Regions from separate parts of the Mus musculus genome. Here region 2 is linked to region 1. Evidence: chromatin loops called from intact Hi-C (ENCODE). Cell type or tissue: heart. All regions are shown on one strand. Links, peaks and the distances in the headings refer to the core of each region. The heading gives the core; the rest is flanking DNA. Region 1 holds the start of Fchsd2 (FCH and double SH3 domains 2). Region 2 overlaps Fchsd2 (FCH and double SH3 domains 2).

Evidence for each region. A loop is a pair of places that touch in the nucleus more often than their neighbours do. Peaks named below come from ENCODE experiments on the same cell type or tissue, not always from the same donor. Only the 100,000 strongest peaks of a DNase experiment are listed, where the experiment ranks them.
Region 2: it touches region 1 in a loop (2.3-fold over the local background); 4 of 42 quality-filtered maps call a loop at or near these places.

What each region holds. Positions count from the first base shown.
Region 1 is chr7:101,105,188-101,113,520 of GRCm38, forward strand. Fchsd2 (FCH and double SH3 domains 2) reads left to right here and starts at 3,588. Exons shown (of 20, transcript NM_001146010.1): 1 at 3,588-3,852; 2 at 5,552-5,649. The coding sequence starts at 3,832. In heart, for the core only: CTCF peaks have their summits at 1,678 (motif pointing left) and 3,248; DNase peaks (open chromatin) are centred at 2,104, 2,424, 3,224, 4,534 and 1 weaker place; H3K4me3 peaks cover 3,510 bases; H3K27ac peaks cover 3,205 bases.
Region 2 is chr7:101,199,186-101,207,518 of GRCm38, forward strand. The region is part of intron 8 of Fchsd2 (FCH and double SH3 domains 2); the gene reads left to right. Among named protein-coding and RNA genes, the nearest start is that of Gm50587, 55 kb to the right of the region's middle. In heart, for the core only: a CTCF peak has its summit at 4,830 (motif pointing right); no DNase peak of the experiment used is centred there.

The DNA of each region.
Region 1 (8,333 bases), core at 31-8,030:
GTTGTGAGAGCAAAAAACAATGTAAAAAGCATGCTCATTTCCATGCCCGAAGCATGGAGGTAGGTACAAATGCTCACTCTTGGTATCTTTCCAGAGTCAGGATCCCATATGTGGTCTCTTTGATGGAAAGGGGCCAGTTACCTGTTACACAGCCTCGGGATGGAAATGCTCGCTTCCTCCATGGATTGATCTGCCTGGAAAACCTTCCTGAGACCTGAAAAGATTTGCTAATTCTGTCTTTGAAGGCACAGAGCATGCTGCTCTGCAGATTTCCCTTCAATAATCTAAGAGATCTTTCTGCTAGCAGTGTGCTTACTACTATGACAGAAGCAAAACTCTTCAAGTCCCCATACTCTCTGGAAGAGGGACACTTAAGTCAAGTTTCCAGAGATCACAGAAATCCCTTGCTCCGTCCTATATTTTATGCTTCCAAGTCTGCTGCTTTATTCCTGGTGACATTAGTCACCATTTTGGTTTTGTAATGTGACATCTGAGAGCAGCAACTTGAGCAAAGAAGGGTTTCTCTTGGCTTATGCCTTAAGAGGATGCGGATCACCATGGAAGCCACGTCAGTGGCAGCACAAGGTGCTCAGGCACATTGTACCTGCAGTCAGTAAATGGAGAGATTAAAGATGGTGCTCAGCCTGCTACCTCCTTTCCCCCCTTTTCATTCACCCTGGGGCCGTATGCAGGGTGAACTTGGAAGCATGAGAAGGGCAAATGACCTATCTCTTGTGGGTCTTAGGGTTCTTACTGTAGAAATGAAGAAAATAATATGTCATAAGGTTACTGTAAACATTAGCTTGAAGAAACCATAAGAAAGTTTAGGATTTGAAAAGGCACACTGCAAATTAAAAAAACTTAAAAAGATTTACTAGTTTTTGTGTACAAGTGTTTTGCCTCCATGTATGTGTGTGATTAGATGCAAGCCTGGGGCTTGCAGAGACCAGAACATGGCATTGGATCCTGTGGGCCTAGAGTTACAGTCAGTTGTGAGTGGTTATGCTGGGAATTAAACCTTAGTCCTTTGCAAGAGCAATAAGTGCTTTTAACTGCTGACCCCTCTCTCCAGCCCCACCTTCTTTCTGTCCTATCTATCTATCTATCTATCTATCTATCTATCTATCTATCTATCTATCTATCTATTGGGTCTCTGTAGACAATTTGGGCTGCCTCAAACTCATGATCCCAAGGGCTTGGATTACATTAGTAGATGTTTGAGACCATGCACAGTATCATTTACCGTATGCTCTAGATGAGCTCCAATATCCACTGAGTGCACAGCAGATCAGTGGTCTAGGAGATCCCAAATCTTCCAACATTCAGAAACTGTATATCCTCAGTATTCACTTCCAAGGACGTGAGGCAGGATAATCCCCGAGACAGAGCAGCTATGCCCAGGACTAGAATTTGGAAACCCTTGATCAGGCACCTGCTGCATGCAGGCCATCTGGGCAGGTGCTGTTATCCTAGCTTTTCCACTCAATAGTCTGGGACTGCGGGTGAATCTGCCTTGCTCACTTCCATACCCTAGTGTTTGGTGTAAGCTTCACATAAAGCAGGGTGGCAGCAAATATTTTACCAATGAAGGAATCAGTGAATGTTTGTTCAGTATTGACCATCTGACAGTGGTGAGGCTGAGAATAGGGCCACCTCCCGACCTCTAGTGGTTGTGCTTCAGAGGAGGTCAGGACTCTGGGTTCCCATCCACTCTTCCCTTGCCCCAGGCCTTCCTTGATCTGAATGAGGACACTGGTGGCAAATGGATGGCTTCAAGGAAACCAGAAACAGTAGAGTAGGCTTTGTAATTTATACACAGCTCTCAACTCTTGACTCCTCATCTCATCTGTTAGCATGTAGGTTAACTCAACATAAAACACCTGGGTAGGAGTTCATCTTCTGGTCACAGAGCCAGTAGGTTATCTGGTAAGTAAGTCATCCTGGTCTAGTCCAGTCTCATGGACTTCCTTTTTGGCCTGAACTGAGTTTCTGAGAACAGCTATCTGGGACTGCAAGTACTGAATGAAGTGGGGGAGGGGGGAGATCCAGCTCACACTGTGGCTGCCTGTGGAGCTGTGGCTCAAAAATAGTGCCTAGGAACGAGGAAGAAGGTTTTCTACTATTCCAAGCAACCCAAAGGGAGCCTGATACTCCTTGGGTGGTCTGGACAGAGTGAGAAGGTGCCTGATAGGACCCTGAGGAGAAAGAGCATTGTCATTGCCAGATGAGGTTGAGTTTATTCAAGTAGTTCAGGACAGGCAAAGTGAGTTGACCTAGAAGTCCTCCCTTCCAGACAAGGGCTTCCTTCAGAGGCTTCCTCCATGGCCCTTGCTGTCTCCCTATGGTTCTTAATCTCACCTAATCCTTTCCTCTGCCATGCTAGTGATGAACTCAGGGCCTCTCTGGCTGCTAGGCATGCGCCCTAACACCAAGCAAGATACCCCTCCTCACACTCAGCCCTTGGGATTCTAGGCATGCCATGTGACCTTGAGAATGGCTCCAATTCTCTGCGGACACCAGCCTTCCTATCTGTGATATGGGAGTGACCGATTCAAGAGATTTTCATTCTTTTCCTCAGTTGACTCCACGAGGTCTGGCTAAGTACTCTGGAATAGGGCATCCATTCCTTTGCCTGGCAATTTTAGGTTATTTCACCTGTCCTCCAATGGCATAGGTCTGGCACCTGCGGCTAGTTGTAAAAGGACTTGTTCATGCTAAATTTCTCAGTGCACGTTTAGCTGACTAGGAGGGAGGGTACGCTGAGGGACTGAGAGAAAGCAAAATCCCGAATCCTCTTAGGTACCTCCTTCCTTATTGCAAACAATCCCACTATGAGCCTAGCCCCCCTCGACTCCTGCCAAATTCCCACACAAACTGTGCAGCCGCAGATGCAGGCGGGAGGCGGGGGCGGCCTGTGCGCGTGCGTCGGAGCAGAGTCCTCTCCCTCCCACGTGCGCGCTCCCGGAGGAGTCGCGCGCCCCAGCGGGCTGGCGGGAAGGCGCGCGGGAAGCCCCCAGCTGCCTGCTCGGTGTGGGGGGAGGGAGGACGGGAAGCGTCCGGAACGTTCCATCGTCGGAGAGAACTGGGGTAGTTCTCGAGTCCCGTTCCCGTCCCCACCGTTCCCCTCGGCCGAACAATCCGTGAAGTTTCCCCCTTTCTCACACCGAGATCCGGAGCCCCGTGGCGCGGCCTGGCTAACCTCCCCCCCTCCACTCTGAAGCAGGCGGTGTGGCCGGGAGCGCATCCCCTCTGCAGCCGGAGCGGGGCGCTGTGGCGCGCGCCAGGGGCCGGAAATTCCCGCGGCCTGAGTGGTTGGCGGAGCTCTAACAGGGGAGCGTGGCGCCGCCTTCCTCCTTCCCGGGCCGGGCGGGGGCGTTGGGCACCGCGAGGGCCGGGCTGCCCGAGTGGGTGGGGGGCCGCCGCGTCAGCCAGCTGCAGCCGGGCCGCGGCAGGCGGCGAGCGCGGACGACGCGGCCGCTCCTCCTCAGCCGCCCGGCGAGCCGCGAGCCCCCCCCCCCCGGCGGCCCCCGCCCCCTGGCCGTCTCCGCCTCCTTCCCTCACACACCCCCCGGGCCGCCCGGGCCCCAGGCCTTCCCGGCGCTCCTCCTTCTCTCCACACTCGCTGCGACCCGGCTGCTCCTGCCGCTCGCCTGCCTCGCAGCCTCCGGGCCGATTCCTCTTCCTTCTCCTTCCCAGGCTCTCCTTTCACACACACACAAGCGCGCGCCCTGGCTTGCTGGGCCGCCCCATTTTCTCCAACCCTCCTCACCCTCACAGTCCTTTAAACGCCGCCGTCAGGGGTGGGCGGAGGATTGATGTCCCTTCAGCATCATGCAGCCGCCGCCGAGGAAGGTAAGGGCGCAGCTGGCGGGGGGCTTTGGAGATTTGGGGGGTGGCGGTGCGTACAAAGAACGCGGCTGGGGCGACCGCTGCGCCCCCTCCCCCTTCCCGCAAGGGACCGTGACCACTCTAGCTTCTTGGCTTGTCAGAGTTGCCGCCCGCCCCAAGCAGGGGGTCGCGTGTACGGGGTGTCTTTCTGACGGAGGGGCGGCCAGTGCTCCTCAGTACTAGGGAGGACACCTCCCTCCCCCCGAGACACTCGCTGGAGTTTTTTTTTTTTTTTTTTTTCTTTCGGGCATGCATGTGTGTGTCTGTCTGCATGGCAGTGCTGCCCAGAGCAAAGTGCATTCTCAGAGCTGTATGGGGGAGAGGCGGGGGAGCCCCTGCAGATTTGCAGAGCCTTGTGCGTGACGGATTGTTTAGTCTGCGCCAGGTTCGAGCCCTCCAGTCGCTTGTCGACACTCCACCCATTGGCAAATTCGCGGGGGGATTTGTTTCAAGTCTCGCCTCAAGATTTGGCCTTTTTTTCCCCCCACGGGGCTGCGGAAAAGAAGTTGGAACGGTCTCCGCCCTCCCACCCCAAGGGAAAGCAAATTAAGGATTGACGGGTCCTGCTTAACCCCCACCCCCCATCCCTTTTGCCCCGCCTCGGGCTAGGGGGCCAGGAAAACAGCAGAGCTTCCAGTACGAAATCCAGAACCTGGCGTTGCATGGTTTGAGCACTACGGTTGGGGTTTGGATGGCCTGGGTGGCAGTGACGGTGCTCTGGGGCTGCCAGCAACTCGGCTGCTCCCTTCTACACCTTTCCGCACTGCCAAGGCTGTGTCCTTGCCTTTTTAAATCTTTCAGATGGATACTAGGTATCTACTCTGAGCAGTGGGTAGAGACAGTTACATCCTTCCCTTGTGGGCAAACATTTGCCTTATGAGTAACTCATCATCTATGCTTCCCTTTCTTTTCTCTTCTTAATCTGATTTTTTTGCCCAGTTACTGATCCTCCCCCTTTCCCCCTGCACGTGTACCCCACCTCTCCATGTAGCTTTGCTCTGGTGGTCGGGATTCCACCACGATCACACACCAATTGAAATCCCAGGGTCCGGCCTGGCGAGGATGGCTCCAGCCAGCTGGCTTTGGCGGTTCTCTCTGTTTGAAGTGGGCTGCCACCCGGCCTGGCTTGCTGGGTTAGTTTAAAAGCCCTGCATATGCTGGAAGGTCACTTTTGCATTCTCCTTTGTGAGAAAGAGATTATGATTTGATGTGCTGTCAGAGTGGAGGGCATCATTCTGAGACTGTGTGCTTTCTTGCAGCCATTACGGAATATTTTATGTAGTTTATTCGTGAATATTATTTCATGATTGTGTACATTTTGGTCGCTAGGTATTAGGTACACTCATCTGTGCTCCCTGCTCCTGTGGTTAATGTCTGAATCTTTGGGAAGCAAGAGAAAGCAGAATGACAGTTTGCACCCCTTTAAACTGCAAATTTTTTTTTTGTATTTGTGAATTTTTATTCAGCCCCTGTCTTACATTCCCTGGCTAGTTTTTTTCATTAAACTTAGTTAAGTAATAAAATTGGATGGGAAATACGAACTTTTTGGTCTTTGGGGATAGGAAAACTAGAAGTATACATTCTAACAAATAGTGTCTTCTTTAAGTAATTTTTTTCCTTCAAATTGTAGTAAAAGCCTTCATAAATACATACTGTGTTTTAGGTGAAAGTTACACAAGAGCTGAGAAACATTCAAGGTGAGCAGATGACAAAACTTCAAGCCAAACATCAGGCAGAATGTGACTTACTTGAAGACATGAGGTAAGATTATAGTAGGAGCTGGAGAACTTCTGTATCTGCTGCCCAGAACCCTTGAGTGGCCAAGCCCTAGGATCTGATGATGGAATTTCCTTTTGGATTTCCTGCTTTCAGGCTGTAGAATTTCGACTCAGCTGGAAGTTAGAACAGGAACTAACACAGTTTAAATTCGACGTACACACACTGTAGAAAAATGAGGGCCTTAAGAGTCTTATCTGTTAGAGCTGGGCATGGTGGCTTATGCCTTTAATTCCAGCACTCGGGAGGCAGAGGCAGGCAGATTTCTGAGTTCCAGGCCAGCCTGGTCTACAAAGTGAGTTCCAGGACAGCCAGGGATACACAGAGAAACCCTGTCTCAAAAAAGAGTCTATCAGTTAGTTTGTAATCACTCAACTGGAAATTCTTACATCTTTTCACTGAGTTGCAAGTTATTTATTGGCTTTAACAATTCTAACATTTTAAAGCTGACACTTGTGGTTAGTGGTTAATATCTGGGATGAGCCAGTCACCCCAGATGAAGCTATACTAGCACTATTTGGCAAGTATTACTTTGTGTTTGAATGTGCAATTCAGTGAGAATGATATGTCATGTTTTAACTAAAGCTACCTATATTCATAACGGGAAACTCTGAATTTAATAGCTAAGGTCTTGCACTAACATTGTGAGAATGAATGTTATAACAGGGTAGTAAGATGGACATGGTGGCATGTATCTGGAATCCCAGTAATCCCAGTGCTCTGGAGGCTGAGATAGGAGCTTAAGTTCTGGGACAGCCTGGGCTATACAAGGAAACCCTGTTTCCAAAAAACAAAACAAACAAACAAACAAAAAAATCAAAAATCCAAAGGTACTGTAAAACATGAGTAGAAAGTAGGAATTGCTTTCTTTCTTTTTATATTTTGTTTTTTTGAGGCAGGGTTTCTCTGTGTAACCTTGATTGTCTTGGAACATAATCTGCAGACCAGGCTGGCTTTCAACTCAGATCTAGCTGCCTCTGCCTCACAAGCTCACTGAGACTAAAGATGTGAGCTGTCACTACTCAGTTGGGATTATTTTCTTTTTTTTTTTGTTTTTTTGAGACAGGGTTTCTCTGTAGCCCTGGCTGCCCTGGAACTCACTTTGTAGACCAGGCTGGCTTTGAACTCAGAAATCCGCCTGCCTCTGCCTCCCAAATGCTGGGATTAAAGATGTGTACCACCACGCCAGGCTGGGATTATTTTCTTTTTTTTTTTTTTTCCATTTTTTATTAGGTATTTAGCTCATTTACATTTCCAATGCTATACCAAAAGTCCCCCATACCCACCCACCCCCACTCCCCTACCCACCCACTCCCCCTTTTTGGCCCTGGCGTTCCCCTGTACTGGGGCATATAAGGTTTGCGTGTCCAATGTGCCTCTCTTTCCAGTGATGGCCGACTAGGCCATCTTTTGATACATATGCAGCTAGAGTCAAGAGCTCCGGGGTACTGGTTAGTTCATAATGTTGTTCCATCTATAGGGTTGCAGATCCCTTTAGCTCCTTGGGTACTTTCTCTAGCTCCTCCATTGGGAGCCCTGTGATCCATCCATTAGCTGACTGTGAGCATCCACTTCTGTGTTTGCTAGGCCCCGGCATAGTCTCACAAGAGACAGCTACATCTGGGTCCTTTCGATAAAATCTTGCTAGTATATGCAATGGTGTCAGCGTTTGGATGCTGATTATGGGGTGGATCCCTGGATATGGCAGTCTCTACATGGTCCATCCTTTCATCTCAGCTCCAAACTTTGTCTTTGTAACTCCTTCCATGGGTGTTTTGTTCCCTGGGATTATTTTCTTAAAGGAAGTTCGTTCCCTCCCTCCCTCCCTCCCTCCCTCCCTCCCTCCCTCCCTCCCTCCCTCCCTCCCTCCCTCCCTTCATTCCTTCTTGGGACAGGATCTTTCTGTTGTAGTCCTGGCTAGCCTGGAACTCACAGAGATTCTCCTCCCTCTGCCTCCAGGTGCTGGGACTCAAGGCATGCACCACCACACTTGGCCTGCCGCTTATTTAACAATCCTGTAGTACAAACTGACAGTTCAACAAATATTTTTGTAAAGGATAAAAGATGATTTGCATATTCAAATAGAGCAGGTCCAACCAATTCTTACTTATATAATAGTTATCAAATTGGAATTAAGTCTGTAAACCATTAGTTGGCAATTTTCCCCAGAGTGTTCCAGCATAATGTTTTATGAAAAACATTATCATGCAATGTTAGGATAAAATTATGTATGTTTTAGATAACTAAGCATTTTAAAGAGTTTATCCCCCCCCCCAAATGCTTACTTTAGACCTTTTTGTCTTGAGCATTTCTTCTATGCAACTGTCTTTGTAGGATTTCTAAGGCATATGCTGGCGTGCTGGCACACGCTTTTAATCCCAGCACTCGGGAGGCAGAGGCAGGCGGATTTCTGAGTTCGAGGCCAGCCTGGTCTACAAAGTGAGTTCCAGGACAGCCAGGGCTACACAGAGAAAGCCTGTCTCGAAAAACCAAAAAAAAAAAAAAAAAAAAAAAGTTTTCATTAATTTTGAATATACAAAGATTGCTTTTCTGACTAGAAAGTGTTCTATTTCAATTCTGAATTTCTCTTTTAAAATACTTTTTTAGATTTTATGTGTATGTGTGTATATCTTTGTGTGTGTGTGTGTGTGTGTCTGCATGTATAGGTA
Region 2 (8,333 bases), core at 231-8,230, 94 kb after region 1:
TACCTGTTAAATAAACTGAATTTTATTTTTGTTTGTTTGGTTTTGGTTTTTTGAGGCAGGGTCTTGCTACATAGCCCAGGCTGTCCTGAAACTCACTATGTAGACCAGGCTGTCCTGAAACTCATGGCTCCACCTGCCTCTGCCTCCCGGGTGTTGTGATTAAAGGCATGCACCACCATGCCCAGCAAACAAAATTCTTTATTAATCATAATTTTGACTATCAACTATGTTTTCTATTATTTTTAATTTAGATTTAATTTTTTCATAATTTTATCTTAAAATTATATATTGATATGTGATTTGAGGTATCTATTGGACAAACAAAAGAAAATATCTAGTAGTTATTTGAAGATGTGTGTACTCTTGAGTATTCCTGTGCAATGTAGCTAGATTGGACTGTATACTTGTTTCCCCAAACTCCATTTCAGTTGTTCTCCAGCTGTGCTCTCCATATTTTTCACTTTGACTGTGAAGGAAAGGGAACAGAAGAGCAGAGAAGCATTTAAACCTAATGCCCACTTTTTTAAACATTAAGTTACTTTTTCTTTTGTATTTTAAACATACCCTTTTCAGATGTATAATTCTTATGTTGTTTTTGTTTTTGATTTGTTTTGAGCCAGGGTTTCTCTGTGTAGTCCTGGCTGTTCTGAACTCACTGTAGACCAGGCTGGCCTAGTACTCAGAGATCTTCCTGCATTTGCCTCGTGAGTGCTGGAATTAAAGGTGTGCGCCACCACCACCACCACCTGGCCTCGGTTGAAGGATTCTTATGACTGTGCAGCAAATCCTGCTATGTTGAATTGTTTGCTAAGAGATCAGCAGTTAAGAGTGGGGCTGCAGTTGGCACAGGCCTTCTTTCCTCTAGCTCTGGGAAAGAGATCAACTTTGTCCATAAACAAGTTCATTCTTTGAAAGTAGAGGCAATGCACTTCCTGGGAGCTTCAGGGGGAAAACAGGTGTTGGAGGAAGTCACTGAACTAAAAAATAACATATTGCAATTTTTTCTTGTTTGTTTATTGATTAGAATTCCCTTTCCACCCCAACTATCTGACTATGTGACTGCAGATGATCAGAATGCAAGTTATAATAATGAGAGCAGCCTGATGAGAGTTCTGCTTACCCTCACCGCCAAATGTATTAGAGCCAGACTTTTAGCTGTTTTAGGCCCTACGAGGTGTTACATAGTGCTACAAACTTACAAGGGCCAACTGCAAACTCCTATTCTAATGTGGTTTCTCTAGAGAATACTATTTGCAATTTCAGACAATGTGTTTGTTGAGGATAAGTCTTTAGTATAGGTTGTAATTAAAAGTAGTGAGCCCATATATCCTATATGTATCTACTGTTAGACCAGACTGGATAACTACAAATTGAATATTTTTTTGTCTGAAATGCTTGGTATCAGAAGTGCTTCAGAATTTGGAGTATTTTGGATTTCAGATAATTGAATCAGGGATTTTACACTCAACCTGAATGTATCTTCCCCTGTGTATATTTTTAAAAACTGGAGTTAATGGGCTTGATCAGCCATCTGATGATTAGTTATCCTTGAGCTTAACTTTGAAGTCTCCATATGTATTTTATCAACATTAAGTAGATTGTTTACTGAGGCATGGAACTGCTTCAAATGAAGACGGGATTCTTTTTTTGTTGTTGTTCTTTTTAAATGCTATGTATAAATTGATTTTTCCAGGTGTGGTAGTTTGTGCATGTCTTTAATCCCATCCTGATCTATATAACAAGTTCTAGGAGAACTAGGCCTATACAGGTAGACCCTGTCTCAATAAAAAATAAAAAAACAAACAAAGAAACAAAACCCCCATTTTCTTCCTCATGCTTATTCTATGACCTGCATAATTGGAAAACTCAAACTAATCATGTTTTTAGCTACCAATAAATTTCTATCATTGAATTCACAGTAATACTTATACACTGTTTTGAAAGGGAAATGTCTCTCTCTCTCTTTTTTTTTTTTTTTTTTTTTTGGTAAATGTAATTATATGGTCCCAGTTAGGATCTGGAGTTGTGTGGGTTTTGGGGGGTGTGTGTGTGTGTGTGTGTGTGTGTGTGTGTGTAGTAAGACAGGGATGGTGTTATATAACTAATTCCAGCACTTGAGAGGCCAAGTCAGGAGGATCCCAAGGATGGTTTGAAGCCATCTTTGTATATATAGTGAGTTCAAGGCCAACCTGAGCTACACATACTGAATCTACAAAACCATAACCAAACAAGCACACATGTGTGAATGGGTGCCTTAGAAGCAGGGGATTTATTCATTTACTTAGTCATATGCAATTAATAGTCATAGTGTGGTAGCTACTGATCTAAATTGTGGAAGATGCAAAAGCAAATGGGACACTTTTCATTCAACCTTATAGATCTTAATCCTTAGGCTAGAAAAAGGGCTTAACAGTTAAGGTCACTTGCTTCTCTTCTGGGTTTGGTTACCTACAGTGACTCACAGCTGCCTATTACTTCAATTCCAGAGTACTCAGTGCACTCTTCTGGTACTTGCAAACCCCTGCATGCATTTTGTGCATGTATAGGCAAACAAGTGCGTGTACACATAAACATGAATAAAATAATGTCTTTTTTAAAAAAGATCTTAATCAGTGGGTGTCACTACAATGAGCAGATACGTGACAGGGAGGTAGAAAATAGGGAGTACCCAGTGGAGAGATGGAAGAAAGAGCGAAGCCGAGCATCGTGTGCACTATGGAGAGAGGTGGAACTGAGGATAGATGGTGGTGAAGAGCAGGCAGATATAAGGAGTGAAGCCATGGAGAGGTCCAGCCAGGCTGCTGCCATGTCTGTATCCACTACGATAGCCACAGCCTGTGCTGATATCTGTGTCCTATGTGGCCGTCTGGATGTCAGTGGTCTGGGCTGCTGCCTGAGACCATGTTGATGTCCATAGCTGTAATGCAGGAGATGGAGGACAACACTGATCTGAATGGCTGCCACCTGAGGCCATGGTGACATCCTGGCCCAGGCTGCCACTGAGGGCTGTGTCTGGCTCTGTGGTCCTGTTGCAGCTGGGATCTATGTTGATGTCCATGGTTTGAATTACCACACAAGGCCTTGCAGATGTCAGTGGTCTGGGCTGCCATCTGAGATCACATGAATGTCTGACACCTGTGTTGCTACCAGGGAGCATACTGATCTGAGTGGCCTGTTCTGCCACCTGAGGCCATGATGACATCTGGGCCCATGTTGCCACTGCGGGCCATGTCTGGGTATGTGATCCTGATGCAAAAAGAGACTGTGTTGATGTCTGAGGCCCGTGTTACCACCAAAGGCAATTCAAATGTCCCTGGTCTGAGGTGCTGCTTAAGGTCATGTTGTGGTCTGAGCACTATTGAGCTGGACCTGACTTCGCTGGTCACCACACTCAGGAGCTGGCCCTGGTGGCACAGGTGCAGGAGAGTGGATAAGCTGATCCTGGGCTCTGAGTTGGCCTACTCCGATATCCATCTCATCTATGAACTGTTGGAGTGCATGAAGGGCTGATTCTGCAGATCCAAAGCTGCAGGACTTCCATGACAGGGCAATAACAGGATAACCAAGAGGAGTTCTAGTGAGGATCCAGTATTGATAATGTAGCAGAAACCAGTTTTTTCAATCCAGACCAAAGACTTATTGCAATAATATTTGCAAATAAAGCTGTTTGGACAAAGAATATACTGTGTGACACATGACATGCAACAGCTTCCATGGAAAGACTTTTTCCCCCTGTTTTTACCTTTTTCTTTTTTTGGTGGAAGTTGCAAGGGGGGATGGGGGATGAATGGGATTGTGGGATGCATGATGTAAAATTCACAAAGAATCAGTAAAAAGTCTTTTTAAATGCTTTACTTTCTAATATTTTTTCCTAATATTGAAATTTACTTTCTAATATTTTTCCTAATACTGAAATGCTTGTTTAATTGATCAGATATAAAAGGTTCAGTGAGGTGTGGTTAATATCTAGCAAGGAAGTAAATCAAAGTCTCTGATATCATAGCAGGTATTATTGTCTAGTAACCTTCTGTGGTTTTACCCCATGCTTTAGAATCTCCTTAATAGTAAAAGTTACTATAATAAATAGTATTACTATTATAAACAGTAGCGTGCTGTTAATGTCCTGGTTTCTGAGCAAACTGTAAACTAAAATGATCAAACATCCCATGTTAATTACTCTGTAGGATAAGGCCATGTTGATATGTAACTATTTAGATGTGTTCTTGGGGAATAGTTTTATTCCTTATGCCAGTACTGACGAGAACAGCTTCTGCACATCTCACTCTGGATCTGTGGAACATTGAGCAGGGTGGGCGGGTGCTTGCTTGCTTGCTCGCTTGGTTTGTTTGTTTTTAACTTTAATTAAACTAAAAAAAACCCCTATTGATAGACTCTGGAAATTAGATCACTGATCTCATCTTATCTACAGAAAGCAGCTCAGTTGGCTGAGAGGTGAGGCAGCTTGCCCCCTTTTGTGTTCCTTTTTATAGCATGTTCTTATGCAATATACATACTCTTTTTTTTTTTCTTTTTAGACGCTTGAGGAGTATTTTCTTTGTGGTGAAGAGGAAGTGGATCAAAGTAGAAAGTATAACAAATATTGACCTAGTAGAAGACTTTAAAAGTTTAATAATCTTGAAGTTTTATTTTTAAAATATGTTGATCTCCAGTAAAAGTTAAATAGATGTGTCCTGGCTGGTAATTGGGCAAAAGAATAAAAGATAAACAACTTTTTAAAAAAAGATTTATTTATTTTATTTATATGAGTACAGTGTAGCTGTCTCCAGACACACCAGAAGAAGGCATTGGATCCCATTACAGATGGTTGTGAGCCACCATGTGGTTGCTAGGAATTAAACTCAGGGCCTCTGGAAGAGCCATCAGTGCTCTTAACCACTGAGCCATCTCTCCAGCCCCAACTTTTAATTCTGTGAGGCAAGTTCTCATGTGGTACAAACCAGCCTCATACTCACTGTGTAAATAAGTCTAGCATCGATGCCTTCTCCCAAGAGCTGGGATTACAGGTCTGCACTACCACATCCTGCTGCATACTATTTTGCTGCTATTGTTTGTCAAATGAAGAGGGAAAGCATTAGTGTTCCCTCCCTTTTCTTGCTTACCATCAACCCAGAAGTCTTTCTCACTTATTTTAGTTATAGTCCTGATGTCTGTGCTTAGCTGTTGTCTACTTATGTTAGTTAGCTTCATGAATTAGCATGAAAATCATGTTTGTTCACTGATGACTTAGCATGAAACCCTCCAGATCTCAACCTGGCTCTCTGCCTTTCCAGCCTTACCTCCTCTTTCTTAAAAGATGAATTATTTGGCCCAGTTTCTTACTTTTTATTATTCTCAAATCTGCAGTCTTGCCCTTGTCCTTCTCCACATGTTTCTTTCTCTTTGGTCAAAATTTCCCAAAGTGGAAGCAACTCCCATAATTCTCTTCAACAATCCATTTTAGATTTCATTTGACAGGTATTGTTAATGTAGATTGTAAGGCTCTAAAACTATATCCTCAGATTGATTTTCCTTAGGTGTATGTGACAGTTTGATTAGAAATAAATGTGAATACTCTTTTCAGTCACCATAACCACATTTCAAGCACTCAGAAGCCACATGTAGCCACTGTGTTGGGTAGTGTAGACATAGTGCTTGTCCATCATCTTAATGTTCTGTTAGTCAGTTTAAAGCTTAGTTCTGATTTTCTTCCCATAGCCACTTGATCTGTCTTTGTTGCTTTGGTTTGATTCTCTTGCCATGTTAAAACATTCAACCTGAGGAGGAAAGGATTTATTAGGCTTATATTCCCAGGTCATCATTGAGGAAAATAGGGCAGAAACTCAAAGTAGAACCCATGGGAGGAGTACTTGCTGCCCGGGTCTCTGACTCCCTGCACAGACTAATCTAATGTAGACAATCTCTCAATTGAGGCTCCTTTAGATGACTCCAGGCTGTGTCAGGTTGACAGCTGAAGCTAACTAGGACAGTCATCAACCTTGCTGACCATTTTTCTACAACCACATCCATGGTTATATTCAGTTACTTCTTAGTTCACTATGTCTTTCTTGTAATTCTAGAGTTTTAGTTAGACCTTATAATAAAATCGCTTCCTTGTTATGGTTTAACCATTGACAAGTCACAAACAGATGAGTGTTACAGTGGTACAGAAAATTTTATTCCCAGAAATAAATGTTGGATTGGATTTGGCACACAGGCCTTAGTTTTCAAGCTTTGGTATAGAACTTTTAAATATGATGTAATATTCTAACTCTAGGAATGATCTCAAAGAAAAATACACATGGTTTAATGGCTTCAAAAATGAAATACTGCTAGTACAATGGAATCATATGTGATGCCTCCAGAACATCTCCTTCTTGTCTATTTTACTATTCTGACAGCACAATATGGTCTTTGATGGCTCTGTCTGTCTATCTGTCTATCTATCTATCTTGGTTTTTTATTATTATTAGGTATTTATTTCATTTACATTTCCAATGCTATCCCAAAAGTCCACCACACCCTCCCACACCCACTCCCTCACCCACCCACTCCCACCTCTTGGCCCTGGCGTTCCCCTGTACTGAGGCATATAAGGTCTGCACGACCAATGGGCCTCTCTTTCCGCTGATGGCCGACCAGGCCATCTTCTGATACATATGCAGCTAGAGACACGAGCTCTGGGAGGGTACTGGTTAGTTCATATTGTTGTTCCACCTATAGGGCTGCAGATCCCCCCCAGCTCCCTGGTACTTCCTCCAGCTCCTCCATTGGGGACCCTGTGATCCATCCAATAGCTAACTGTGAGCGTCCAGTTCTGTGTTTGCTAGACCCGGGCATAGTTTCACAAAAGACAGCTATATCAGGGTCCTTTCAGCAAAATCTTGCTAGTGTATGCAATGGTGTCAGCGTTTGTAGGCTGATTATGGGATGGATCCCCGGGTATGGCAGTCTATCTATCTTGTTTGAAACAGAATCTCACCATATAGTCCTGGGTGGCCTGGAACTTGCTAGGTAGACCATTGGCCTGGAACTCACAAAAGATTTGCCTACCCATGCCTCCTGAATGTATTAAAGGGAAGTGTTTCTACCACCAGATTACTTTTTAAATAGAACTTAAAGTGCAAATCAGAACATGTAATCTGTTCCATATCCTCTAGGAGTCTGAATAAGAGGCACAGAGCAGAGAATGCATAAAACTGTAAGAGTAGTGTGTAGAGTGGTAGGAGTGTAGGGACAGTGCTTGCCTGGAAGCTACCAGGCTGGGATTTGATCCCCAACTTCCCAAACCCAAGACAGAAAAGCAAACCATTAGGAGTGAACTTTAAAGAAATCAGTTCTTTTTCAGATAAGTTTTTAAGTGTACAGGTAACATACAAAAAATGAATCTATTTTTAATATACAGGGGGCCTTGTTTTAGCAATAACTATCATAATCACAACTAATAGATTATTTTTGTTTTCCTTTGTTATTTTATTTGGTTCCTATTAGAATGTAGTACATTTTTACATTCATCATTATCATTTCATAGTTTCATAAGTCAGAAGTCCAGGTGGACTTAGCTGGGTTTTATGCCTCTGTCCTCACAAGAATTAAGGTGTTGTCTGAGCTCTGTTATCTGGATATTCTAGGAAATAATCTGTTTCCAAGGCCCTTCATATTGACTGAATCCCACTCTTGATTTCTTATTTTCTTGGTGGCTATAGGTTGGGGTAATTCTCATCTGCTAGAGTTTGCTGTTAAATCCTTTATATAGACTACCTCATTAATAAACCAGCAGTATAGATTCCATGTATGAGTTCCTGTTGTGTGTTTCTGACTAAAGAAAGCATTCTGTCTTCTCTGCTCTAACATCACATTCATCAGCCTCATCTATGCTCACAGGCACTCAATCATTTCATGATACTACCTATATTGGTGATCTTGCACATATTTTGTTAAGTTTATTCCCAAATTATATCATTCACTGTTATATCAGCTGTTATATTTTAGTCTTTTCTTTCAATATTTTTTGCTAATGTTTGGAATAAAATTAATTTTTTTAGTTATTGATCTTGTCCTAGTTACCATGCTGCTCTGTGACTGTAACAAATCACTGCAGCTTAGTGGCCTGAAACAGTAACACCATCTATTTTGCTGTCACATCTGCACTTTGGTTAGAATTCAATAGGTAGAACTTATCTCTGCACCACCCCATATCAGTGTGGGTTCAAAGGATAACAGCTGAATCTGGGGGCTTGCTTACATACATACTTAGTGGTTGGTGCTGCCTTAGGGCTAAGATTTCCATGGTTGTCAAGTAGAGCCTCTGCTCATGGCTTCCTTTTGTCTCTTAG